Linked DNA regions of Homo sapiens: regions 1 and 3 are each linked to region 2. The links are chromatin contacts, found by Hi-C or POLR2A ChIA-PET in ENCODE. All regions are on one chromosome and are shown on one strand. Each heading gives the region's core, a stretch centred on a gene start or an enhancer-like site at or near the end of the contact. The rest is flanking DNA. Distances are from core to core; before and after follow the strand shown.

Region 1 (4,281 bases), core at 1,282-3,781, 1.2 Mb after region 2:
TAGGCCTACATGACTGATAAGGGCTATATGCTGAGTCTTGGGTCCTGTGAGTCCTTTTGGCAAATCTGCAGGCCTGAGGATAGTCAGGCATTCCTGCCACAGTCTAAAGAGCTATTCACCTAATACTACAATACCAGGGGGTTCACCACGTATATATAAGCTAACCAACTCATTACCTTTGTGTTCTTGTTATGATCTGGCGTCAATTTTCTTTTTTTATTGCTGTGAAATTCTACCACTTCTACTTGTTCCCTATTGTTCTTTAGGGAAGAGGGAGGAACTGCAGCAGCAAGGATCTCTGGTCCTGTGGGGGTCCCAGAAGGAGCACAATGCCGCTCTTCTCTAAGTTCCTTGAAGAAGCTCGAAGCGCTCTTCCTCTGGCCTCTTATGAGAGAACCAGGTAGGGGAGATGGCTCTGCTGCCAAGGCCGCTGAAGCCATCACATCTCTCTTCTTGTTTTCCCTTTTCTTTATGATCTTCTTCTGTTCTGTTTCACCTTCTGTACCTCCTGTTTGTTCAAACACAAGAAGGAAAATAAATATTTTCAGTCTTAGCTATCATCAGTATCAAATCCTACGAATGTATTTGTACATATTCCAGGGCTATATGCACCTAGAAGCACACACAAAGAAATAAACTATTTGTTTTCTTTCAAATAAGTGTATTTGCAAAATGCAGAGAATCCAAAATGTAGTCATCTTTTCCTAGGTAACTATGTCTTTGACCCTTATTAGCACAATCACTTTAGTCTCCACTTTGGTTCCTACTCAAAGTGTCATCACAGCAATAGTCCCCAGGGCTGGTAATCCCAATTGGCTTTATACTAAAAATATCAGGCACTGCAGCCACTGTTTCTTTTTAACACTTTCTGGGTTACAGGAACATGGAATAGTCTTCCTATTTTCTTTCACAGTTAGGAATTAAGATGAACCTAAGACAACTGGCTCAATTTGAATGCCTTTGTTTTCTATTAATTCCTCTTTCTATATTTCACTTGTTGAAGCTCTGACCAGTCACCTGAAAGTTCTAACCAGAATCCTAGGCATCCTTACTCACATGTATTACAAATACCACAGAGCTCTCTAAATTACCAGCTGCTGATTTATGCTTGCTACTATTTGCTTAATCTTTTATACAATAAACATTTAAGAGCCAACTAAACTTTGGCATTAAGGATATAAAAATGAATAGACACATTCAATGCCTTCAGAGCTCCTACCATGATTTCCAGCCTGTGTTGACATGAACTATATTATTTTGCAGAATAGTCTTTTCCTCTAGATTTTAAACTTCTCAAGGTCAGAGACTAAGTCTTCTCTGTCCTCCAATATGTCCAAGGGCACAGAAATGCTAGTTAATACAAGCATGGGGTCTGGGGCTAGAATCAGAACCCAGGCTCTGCAAAAATTACCAGTCAGACAACCTGCATCAGGTTTCATGAACTTCTAGTACTTGTTTCTACATCTGCAATCATGGATTTATGACAGTGTCTATTTCATGAAGTTGAAAATTAAATGAGCAAATACACGAAAAGCATGTGCTATATGGCAAGTTCTCAACAGTTTTAACTATTATTCCTACTGTTTAGGTGAACTTAGAATTTTGAGCAGTCATTCCAAAATAAAAATAGCTTTTAAAATATCACGCTGTAAATTTAAGAAATGTGTGTTGTCCTGAAATCTAATGATTTTCTTTGGTGCATGTGCAAAGGGTGTCACCTTCTCCCGGGAAAGCTCTTCAGAGTATGAGGCACTGTCTTCCTACTGACATGCCATGCGACTTTAATAGGCTCTTTTATTTTCCTTTTCCCCCATCAAGACAAAGAACGGAGAGTAAAAGATCAGCGCACTTGTTTAAAAAAAAAAAAGTCGTGAAAAGGACAACTCGCCAAGGACTATGATGTCTCTGGAGAGGGACACACAAGGATGAAGCTGGTGTATTATCCAACAGGCCCGAGGCCCCAGAGCGAAATGACACCATCGCACCAGGGTCAGGCAGGTCTTGGGGGTGGCATGGGGAAAGGGGACTTCCCAGGGCTCAAGAAAACGTGGAAAAGCGGGCTACTTTTAAATCGGAAAGCCTTGGTGCTTCCTACAAGCAAGTAGGATGGTCCCCACACTTGGGGACGAGTTGGAAGGTTTGATGAATAACTCAGCAGAGCCCGGTCGAGGGGTGACTTCCGATGGAGAAATGTGTTCGCTACTGGAACCAGGTGGGACGAAGGGTGCTTGACATGCAAGAACCTTTAGCCTCAAAGCAGAGGCCAACCCAGGACGGGCAACACAGGAGACCCACGTTCCTCAAATCTGTTCTCCACGTGGGCTCCTGGGACCCCGCACTCACCAAAGTCGTAAAGGTTCTGGAGCAGAGCGTCAAGAAGTGTCGGAGAACTGGGAGGCGTGGAGGACCCCGGCCCTTGCTCCTGCGACATTGTGGGGTCAGCCGAGGAATCAACCCTCATTCTGCCGCGCTGCACCCCCGCTTCCGGGTTCCGCGACTGCGCGCATGCGCTGCAGGGCCCTGCGCGGCTTCCGTCCTGGCTGAGATGGCGGCGCCCGGGATCCTGTGTAGCGGCTGCAGAGGGTGCCGCCGCCCTAGGCGAAGTAGGGCCGTCCTGAGCGAAAGAACCGCCCCCAGCAGGAGCACCACCACGGCTTAGCAAAGAATCCCAGACCCCGCCCGGGAAGGCAGCCGCACCATGGAGTCTTCCAGTTCATCTAACTCTTATTTCTCCGTTGGCCCAACCAGTCCCAGCGCTGTCGTGCTCCTCTACTCGGTAGGCGCCCAGGGAAAAGAGGCCCAGAGCGGAGCCGCGCGAAATAGTACCCCTTTCTCCCAGTCCCTATTCCTCCGGCCCACCACCCTTGCCCAAAAGAGCTGGCCCCTAGGCTCCCGAGGAGGGGTTAGTTGGTTGGATTGGTTTCCAGGACAACAGTGTATCGCTGTGTGTCTGTGTGTGCATGCTTTTGGAAGTTTCTACGGATTATGGTTCCTTTGGTTCCTTTCCACTTTTTCCTTCTCTTTCTTTCTATCAGGCCCTGGGGCCTTCAGAAAGCTCCTGGACACGAGAATGAGGAATGAGAATTGGAGTCTCCCCATCTCTAGCGAGGGCATGTCGAGCTACCTTTTGGGCAAACCTGAGAAACTTGCGGGTTTGACCCGCCCTGAGATAGCCTGTGGCTCCGCACCCCGCCCTATGCTGCTGTTATATTCCTGGGAGTAGAGCACTTGGCTTGTATGTGGGAATAGAGTTTTAAACACTTCAGGAAAATTTAGAACTTCTAGACATTTTTATTGCCTGTTCTTGTCTTCCAGTCATTATTGTACCTTTTCCACAAATCATTTTGGAGGACAGCCAGCGCCACCCAGCTTCTCTCCCGCTTGTCTTTTTTTCCTCCAACCCCCTCTTCCTCTCTTGGTTTTAACGGGTCTTTTTGGCTGGCAGATGTTGGTCACCCACGATTTTCATGAAGAAATTATGAGATGGGAGCTTTATAGCCTTCAGGATTGCACAGACCTGGGGCAACTGGTTTGGTTTTTGTTTGTTTCTTGTTGTTTTTAACCACTAAATTAGTTTTTAGCTACTTTAGGAGAAAATGAAAGAATTCATTTTAAAAGCATATTAGCATATCCTGGTGATTACTGTCCAATTTTGGCTTAAATGTAGTGTTCATTTGTGCAGAAAGGTCAAAACAGGGATAACACAGCAGAGCAAGATAAACACCCCAGTTTTGAAAGAGAATATATGGGTTCCTTCAAATTGAGACACCAATATTCTTTGGAACATGGAGAAACTTCTGTTCCCTCTCTATCAAGACCTTTCGGTTTCTGATTGCTAACTGCCTATAAGCCTTATTATTTAGATATATCTCTTCATTGATCTTATCTTCCCCACAGTTCTGTGGTGGATATCAACTTTGTTTTCTGACTCTGCTACTCCAGAGCAGGCACGAAGGGAAGAGGGTTGCTGTGCAGATCCAGCTTTTAACATGTAGCTTTTTAAGCTCCCAACTGGTTTGTGAATTGGTTGGAATTTTCCTTTTGTACATTAAAGGAAGGAGTTGGTTTTGTTTGTTTGTTTGTTTGTTTTACTTCCCCTTTACCAACGGTTCTTTAATAAGACTTGAGTCCACTTTTTCATGTGAAAAACTATGGCAGTTGTATCTGAGCATTCTGTAGTTCTGATGCTGGACAGCAACCCACTCTTTACTGGTAGTTCTCACTACTGTTTTGTGACTGGATAACCTTTACTTCCACGGTAACCTTACTTTTTCTTAGTAC
Region 2 (3,999 bases), core at 687-3,186:
TGTTTCTGGGATAGTTTTTGTCATTACTTTCAATTTCCTTCTTGAATTTGCTCAACCCTTGTTGCATTTCTTCCTAATTTTTGTCTAGTCTGTCTTCAGTTCTTGAAATTTCTTATCCTAGATATGTGTGTGTGTGTGTATGTGTATACAAATACGTGACACTTTGTTCAGTTTGACATGTGGTATTACAATTTTCTTATGCTTCATGGTTTTTATTGTGGGGGTTTTCATCAGCGAAAATGTTATGATTTATTTTTTATCATCAGAAATGTGATTTCTGTTTTCTTTTTGCAGAATCTTTAAATGCAGTTGATTTGATGTTTTTCTGTTACTAGGCATTTTGAGGCAGGGTTCCCGGTTCAAGAGTGTTTTCTTTTATCTGTGTACTGAAATGCAGTTTTTAATAGATAATGTTGGTGTTTGGGGAGGGGACTGGCTGTCTTCTCTTTCATTTCTGCAGGATTTGTAATTTTCCCTTCTGACTTCCTTCTTTCCCTTCATTGTCAGGCCTCTGAAGGACATTATCTTCTTTTCGTATTTATCTGACTTTTTCCCAGAAACAAGGCTCCTTCAAGCCTCTCACCTCTTGTCCCATTTTCTTTCAAATCTCTTCCCTTGATCAATAAGGCACCTGACCTCTGTTCAGTTTTTAGTTCTTGGTGTTGGACTTTCTATTTATAAAGAGGTGACAACCCTGTACTTCACTTAAGTCCTTGGCAATAGTGGAGGGAGCTCAGTTGGAATTTGGTATCTTTTCTTTCTTCTACTTAAGTAATTTAATGTTCAGTTCATGGCATTCTCTCTAAGTAATGCTGAAGGCTTGTTTTTGTTTCGTTGAGGATATGGGTACGGACTTATATCAGGCAGCTGCCATTATCCTCTGACCGAGAAGCTCCTGAAAACATTTAATATATCAAGTTCTAAGTAAAATTTCTGTCTTTCTTAGGAACACTGGAAGCTTTGCGTGTTGCAAGGGCATCACCAAGGTTACATAGATTATGTTACAAGACAGATCGTTTTCTTGTATCGTTAAAGATGCTTAATGTGCTTTTTAAAGAACGCAACGAATGAGAAAGAAAAGATTTTAAACAATATATTATTGCTTTCCTTCTTCCTCATTTTGTGTTTATTGAAAAGAACAACTCTACCATTGATAGCTCTGTCACCCACAGAAAAATGTTCTTTTGAAAATTACCTTCTCAGTTCCTACCAACTCAAAACCTCCACATCTGCCTATATAGATAAATAAAATCGATACCAGCGGGTCAGGAATGTTTTGCTGCAAGATTAGTGAGAAAACTGCAGCAAGCAGCAGCAAAGTCGGGTTCAAGCGGGCGGTTTGCACCAAAAACTCAGGTCAGTTGGCCAATAAGAGCAAGCCCGTTAAGGGTCTGAGGTGGCCCCAAAGACCAAGGCTGAAGAGGTGACAGTCTGGGCAGGAAGCACCGAGGCCACTACCGCCCCCGTAATCGAGAGGCCCCGTGTGCGTGAGCAAGGCTCTTTGCCCACGTGTGCGCGCGCTCCAGTCGGGTCCCGGGGCAGCCACCTGTCACTCACGGGGGAGGGGGCGGCCGGCGGGGGGAGCACGCTGAGGGGCGGGCGGCCGGGGGCGGGGCGGCGCCCAGGCCCTCACGGCGGAGCCCGGCGTGCTGCAGCCATGGAGACGCGGCAGTCCCCTCCCGCGGCCCGCGCCCCGGCCCCCGCAGCCGCCGCCGATTGGTCGCCCTTTGCTCCCTGACCCCCCTCGCCGCCTCCGAGGCCGCTGCTTCCTGCTCTGGTGCCGCGCGGCGCCGCCGGCCCGGGGCGGAGCTCGGGCGCCGAGTGCGCGCCGCCGCCGAGCAGTAGCACCGCGCGGGAGGAGGAGCCGCCGCCGCGCCCTTCCCCTTCCTCCGCTCCTCCCCCGGCCCCCACCGCGCCCGCGGCCGGCCCAGGCAGCACTCGCGAGCAGCGGCGGCCCCGCCGGCGGCCGAGTTGGGAGAATGCGGCGGCGCTCGCGGATGCTGCTCTGCTTCGCCTTCCTGTGGGTGCTGGGCATCGCCTACTACATGTACTCGGGGGGCGGCTCTGCGCTGGCCGGGGGCGCGGGCGGCGGCGCCGGCAGGAAGGTGAGTGGAGCGCCCTGCCGCGGCCGGGCCCCTGCGCCCACCCCCCACCCTGCGCCCCTGTCCCCTGCCCTCTCCGCGCCGCCCCTGCGCTCCTCCGCCCGGACCTCCGCTCGCGTCGCCCGCCCTCGTCCCGGGCCTCCGCGCCGAGTGCCCAGGGCAGGGGTGCACCCGGCCCCTCTGCGCACGCCGGGCTCCGAAAGGGCGGCCCCCGCAGCCTTTCTCTGCCCCCTCTCGTGGACGTCGCCCCTCTCTCTGCTCGTCGTAATTCGAGTCTTGTCCGGCCGCCGGGAGCCCCATCCCCTGCGGTTGGAAGTTTAGGGATGGGGGTGTTGGGAAACACAAAGGGGGTGGGGAGGAGAGGAGAGAGAGGCGACCGCTTTTCCAACGCGTCATGTACAGCAGGAGAGAGGAGTCCAAGTTTCTTTTCAGCCCTTTGATACCAGCGGCTGCAAATCCTCGTCCCTTTCCCCCTGTCACTCCGCGGGGCGTGGGTTCCGTGTTTCTGCCACCTTCTTTGCCCTTTACCTTTGGGGGGCAGGGGCGGCCGCTCCCGTGCCAAGTAAAGCCCCAGGGCCCGTGCGAGCCAGGGGCCAGTGCGCCCCTGCGCCCCGAGCGAGGCCAGTCCCGGCCGTTCCCTTGCGGCCCCAGCGTTACCCTCTGCCCAACCCGGCCCCCGGCCCTCCCGCGCGAGCCGGACGTGGCCTCCTGCGCTTGCATTTTCCATCCCCACTCCCCGCTTCAGGGAGAATCCCTCTTCTGTGGCTGTGTTTTTAACATGCTCCAGGGGCCGAGTGATCTGGCTGTGGGGACCGTGTGAGCCGCTCTGCGGTTCCGCGTCCTCGTGCCGCCGCTCCGGACGGCCGGGCCCTGGGCATTCGGGAGGATGGTGAGCGCCGAGAGGAGCCGGGACAGCGCGGTCCTGCGGCCGAGCGCCGGCCGGGAGAGCAGGGCGTCGGGCTGTGTGCTGGAGCATGCCGGCAGGGGACGTTTGTAGTGTTTTACTGGCTCCTCGGCTTTGAAAGCAGCGTTATCTTTTCCGAATTCCTGTAACCCTCGTTACTGTGACATTTAGTGTCACCGCAAACCCAGAAAATTCTGAGTTAATGGAGATGGACTACGGGTGGTTGGGTTGGAACAAGAGAGTGGTATCCTGAAACAAGCCAGAGGGAACTAACTAGATGAACAGACTTCAGTTCTGAAGTCAGACCCCTAAATGTCCACGCCGGGGTTTGGCTGCTTCAGAGGTTTTTTCTTTGCTTCATTCATTCATTCATAGCCGAAGATGTTAGGTGGAATGGGTGCCTTATGTGGTTTCTGGTAAATTACGTGGATTTGTTTTATCTAGAAGGGCAGAAATAAAGCCCTCTTTCCACGTGCTGAATCGGCCTAGCTTCTGAGCTGACATTGTACTCTTAGCGTTGTTTTTGTAAAAAATGGTATAGGTAGTATATGTACGCGAAGACTTGGTTTATTCTTGAACAGCAAAGAGCATGCAGGCAGCAAAAGCCGTGCAGTCCATTCAGAGATATAATCGTGTAAAACTGGAATGATTTTTAAAACTTTGCTTCCCGGTAAACTGTGCCTTGGCCACTCTGCATAGCCTGGTGTGCTGGTGAGACCTGGCAAAGCTTTCTGCCTTTCATGCAAAGAAAACCAAACACATAAGCCACCCTTGGCGTTTCTCTTTCCTTAGTCTGCCACTTTCATTAGTACACGTGATTAGAAAGAGCAAGCGTGCTCGTTCGCCTCCCGGAGGCTGATTCCTCACTCTGGTGGGCTTCAGTTCCTGGATGGTGTGAGGGGTCTTCCATGCAGAAGTCTTCAGACACTCCTGAAGTGTGTGATTCTTAGTTTGTTTTTTTTTGTTTTGTTTTGTTTTGTTTTGTTTTTTTTA
Region 3 (4,080 bases), core at 221-2,720, 1.4 Mb after region 2:
GCTAACTAGATAAACAGCTACTACAAATTCTGTCCGTCTTCCTTACGGGGAGCTACACAAGAAAGAGCGAGTCCCTTCTATATAGAGGAATGCTGCTTCTCAGCCTAGGCAGTTTCAGTCGCAGGCAGGGGCTGCCCGCCGAGAAGGGCCTGTCCAGCACAAACCCGCAGCACACACTTACTTTCGTCCGGCCATTGATTTTGTAGCTGCCCAGCTTCCCGTTACAGTGGCGTATCAGGTCGTCCATGCTGCTCATGAGCAGCCCAATGGTTTCGCAGCCGGGCTCCTTGCCCTCGATCCAGGTGATCTTATCGCCTCGGATGTCCTTGGACGAGTCACTCTTCTGGCTGACCAGCTGCCCGTCCGTGAACTTCCCGGTGTCGTGCAGGGCGCGCACCTCGTCGCCGATCTGCTGTCCGGTCTCCTTGCCGAGGAAGTCGTCCACCACACAGATGCCGTGCTTGTTCATGCACGGCACGATGTACTCGAGCGCCAGCTTCAGCGCCGGCAGGGGCTTCGTCTGCCCGTTGGGCCGCAGGCCGCCGCCGGGGCTCAGCGCATCCCCGGGCGTGTTGCTTGGGGGGTACAGGTTCGCCTTCTCCTGGAACAGCGATGAGCGGGCCGGCGGCTCCTCCTTGCCGGGCTCGGCTTCGGCAGCCACCGCCGAGCCCTGGCCGCCGGCGGCCGCACGACACGGCGACGCGGCCGCCGCTGGGTCGGCCGGGGGCTTGGCCTTTACTTTTCCCTTGGCCGCGTCCCCGGAGGCGTTGTCCCGGCGCGCCGCTGCCTTCCTGGGCTCCCGGGCCCCGGCCCTGGGCGGCGGCACTGCAGCCGGCGGCGCGGGGCCGGAATGCTGGTGTGGGCCCACTCCGTGGCCGAGGGCGCCCTCGCTGCCCTGGCACACGAGCTTGTGCTTCTTCCAGTCCTGACGCTGGTGCTCCTTGCAGCAGTAGAAGGAGCTGCGGCAGCGGCTGCAGCGCAGCAGGTTCTCCATCTTCCCGCACAGCTCGCAGTACTGCCGGTCTCGCTCGCTCGGGCTCGGCCCGCCGGGCCCGCCGCTGTCATTGGCCATGGCGGCGGCGGCGGCGGCGACGGCGACTGCGGCGGCCGAGCAGGAGGGGTAGCGGCCGGACGGCCTCGCCCGAGGCTGGGGAGCGGGGAGAGAGATAGGGGCCGTTACTGCGCCATGCACCCGCTACCCTCGCCTCAGGGAGGCCGGCACCCCACGCCCTCGGCCCGGCCGCTTCCGAGTCCTAAGCTCCGGCGCAGCGCCGGCAGCCGCCTCAGCGCCTCATCGCCGCCGAGGGCTGAGAGAATAGGGCCTGTGCGGCGAATGGCAACCTGGGCTCAGGCGCGCGGGCCTGGGGAGCGCAAGACCGGCCCCCTCGGCCGCCGCCGCCGCCTCAGCGTCCCGGGCGGCCCGGCCCAGGCTGTGGAGGAGCGCAGGGCATACGGGCGCCACTCGCTCTGCGCGCTCTGCACGTACACCACGGCCCCGCGGCGACCCGGGCGGGCGGCGCGCGAGGGCGGAGGGGGCGGAGGGAGGGCCGGGAGGGCCGGGGGGAGGGCCGAGGGGCGGGGGCTGCCTGCGCTCCTCCGCACTCGGCGGGGCCGGGCCTCGGCTTCTGCCTCGGAGGTGGGTCGCCCGCTTTCCCTCCGCCCGGGACCGGACTGGGACGCCGAGAGGCCGGTGCGCTACCTCAGCCCGCAGCGGCCTCCTCGGGGACGCCGAGGCGCAGGCCCGCGAGCGGCGGAAAGGCGTGGGGCAGCGCGGCAGCGCCTACACCTGCTGGAGGAGGGCGCCAGCCGCAAGCGGGTAGCGGAGCGAAGGCGGCGTAATCATGGCTGCTCTTCCTCCAGGCCGGCGCGGGGTGTGCGAGGCTCGCTCCAGTCAAGGTTGCAAGGTGGCTATTGCGATCCTCATTTTGCAGAGGAGGAAACGGAAATTCAGAGAAGTAAAGTAACTTGCCCAAGGTCACGCAAAACTGGGACTGAATCCAGGAATCAGGCTCCCAGATTCCAAGGCTGTTTTTTCCATTACACCATACAGCCTCTATTTCAAGAAGCCCTGAAATGGTTAAGAACAAAATAAGTATTACTATGGTGTTAATCCAATCTCTTGCGCCCCGTTTCGACCTAGTTTAAAGGTAATGAAATTTGAGGGTTTTAAAAAAAATCAAAAACTCATTTTTAAAACCTTTGAAATCCCGCCGAGTTCAAAACCCCATGAAGAAATTTTGGGCTACCAAGTTAAATGTAATCAATGCTCATTCCAATATCCAATTTAAACTGATGGGATTATTCCTGAAAAGTGAATTTTGATGGTAAATGAGCAGTACTACATTAACGACTCTCACATTTATTTTTAATAGAATCTGTGCTGCGCGGATGAATACAATTCTTTGTTTTACAGAGCATAAAAACCTTACCAGAAATAAGCCAAAGATGTTTCTTTCTGCTGCTATTTGTCTTAAGAATTAAAAGGTCTGTGATTTCGAGTTTATCAATCTTTATCGAACACTATGTGGAAAGTGGGGTGCTAGGCTTGTGTATCACTTGAGTATACTGTAACTTCAGTCCTTGAAATATAGCCTTCCAAACTTAAAAAGTTGTAATATGTATTTCAAAAGCAGGATATAAGGAATTATTGTAAACCATATTGTAGAAGTTTAAAAAGAGGCTTGAATCCAAAAATATAAAACCTCTTCATCAAATATACAGAATTTAAAACTGTTATAAAATCCTGCTGCATGCGTAAATGGCATTCTGGGGATCCAATCAAGTGAAAGAGGATGATAATTCCAATTAGCTTGTCCTTTGGGAAACTGAGATAAATATACTCACATCTTCAAATTTCAAACCGAACTAAAAATCCAAGTTTCTGTAAAGAATTTAGACCTAGACCTGTCTTATGTGTATCCTACTTTCCCAGAGCTTTATTAAATACAGTAAAATGTCATTGTTGCAGACATTACTAATTAGGCTGTTCAACAAATGCATTGAGAGTCCTTGACAAACAAATGAATTAGTCATACTACACTCAGAGACACATAGTCCAATGCAGGAGGCAGGTATGTAAACAAGGACAATCCAGAGTTCAGAGTTTCCTAAAAGAGGGATGAATAGGATGGAATGGGAACACAGAAAAAGGAATTGCTAGCTCTGCCATTTGCACTAATAAAATCCAAGCAAATTAATTCAGAAATTCTTAAAATATAAAGGAGCTATCTCATGGCTTACGAAAATAAGCATTTAAAACATTTTTCATACACATAAATTATGTAAAATGTAATTTAAATACAAGTAGAGTCTAATACTTCTTAGGCTTCCTTTTGCTATAGTAATTATACATGAGGCTTAATTATTCACAAGAGCAGGAACTTTACTAGGAGGACTCATTCCACAAACACTTGATTCTTCCAACAATTTCTTTTAAATTTGCTATTTCAGTCTGTGGTGTGTCCACAAATTATTTACATCTCTATATGCTCTACTCATATATTTTCATTGAAGTTTACTTAAAAGAATAGATGTCCATATCAAAACCTTTATTAGCTTTCTTGTTCCAATTAAGTATACAAAATCACAAATTGAACATGTATATCCTAAATATACTTAATCCATCAAATAGAACACTTGCAACACTTTAATGAATACAACAGGAAAATATAAAATACTGATTTCAAATAGTTCCAAAGATCCTTGATTTCAGGATTTTCACCTATTCAGGCTTAATAATCTGAACTAATTCCAAATTAGTGAGTTTTCACCACACCATATGCTGGTGAACAATCTTGTCACCAACACGATTCTGGAACTCCAGTAGCATTGTCGCAGCCGCCACTTACTCAGATGTTATAGAGAGACTTCAAAATGTCATGCAAGTATTTATTTATTTATTTACTTATTTAAACTTTAACGGAAGGCAACACAAAGGAATTTATCTTATAAACACATGTGGTGCTTGCTGTTATGTGCCCAATCTGTGTTCTAAGCATTTTAAAAATATTAACCAATTTAATCATCATACAATGCTATGAAGTGGGTACTATTATTCTACCAATTTTACAGAAGGTGAAA

The links. Hi-C counts contacts between places; a loop is a spot of excess contacts on that map. ChIA-PET counts read pairs that join two places held with the same protein, here RNA polymerase II (POLR2A). Pooled maps may share reads with other maps.
Region 1: a loop to region 2 is called in a map of CD8-positive, alpha-beta T cell, with 4 times the contacts of the local background. The contact joins the promoter of GNPAT here to the promoter of GALNT2 in region 2. A Hi-C loop is called at or near these places in 2 of 168 maps with a recorded cell type or tissue (CD8-positive, alpha-beta T cell and naive thymus-derived CD4-positive, alpha-beta T cell) and 7 of 50 pooled maps. POLR2A ChIA-PET finds 5 or more read pairs at or near these places in 3 of 52 experiments (T-cell, activated CD4-positive, alpha-beta T cell and activated T-cell).
Region 3: a map of CD4-positive, alpha-beta T cell shows a loop between it and region 2 (6-fold over the local background). The contact joins the promoter of EGLN1 here to the promoter of GALNT2 in region 2. A Hi-C loop is called at or near these places in 2 of 168 maps with a recorded cell type or tissue (CD4-positive, alpha-beta T cell and naive thymus-derived CD4-positive, alpha-beta T cell) and 7 of 50 pooled maps.

What each region holds. Positions count from the first base shown.
Region 1 is chr1:231,238,681-231,242,961 of GRCh38, forward strand. It overlaps GNPAT (glyceronephosphate O-acyltransferase), which reads left to right and starts at 2,532. Exons shown (of 16, transcript NM_014236.4): 1 at 2,532-2,776. The coding sequence starts at 2,699. It overlaps FSAF1 (40S small subunit processome assembly factor 1), which reads right to left and starts at 2,495. Exons shown (of 7, transcript NM_152379.4): 1 at 2,344-2,495; 2 at 177-508. The coding sequence starts at 2,461. RefSeq lists enhancers at 2,225-2,564, 2,545-3,434.
Region 2 is chr1:230,065,302-230,069,300 of GRCh38, forward strand. It overlaps GALNT2 (polypeptide N-acetylgalactosaminyltransferase 2), which reads left to right and starts at 1,937. Exons shown (of 16, transcript NM_004481.5): 1 at 1,937-2,105. The coding sequence starts at 1,980. RefSeq lists enhancers at 1,153-1,312, 3,667-3,746 and silencers at 1,443-2,252, 2,693-2,752.
Region 3 is chr1:231,420,817-231,424,896 of GRCh38, forward strand. It overlaps EGLN1 (egl-9 family hypoxia inducible factor 1), which reads right to left and starts at 1,471. Exons shown (of 5, transcript NM_022051.3): 1 at 182-1,471. The coding sequence starts at 1,072. RefSeq lists an enhancer at 27-296 and silencers at 677-1,856, 1,612-1,936.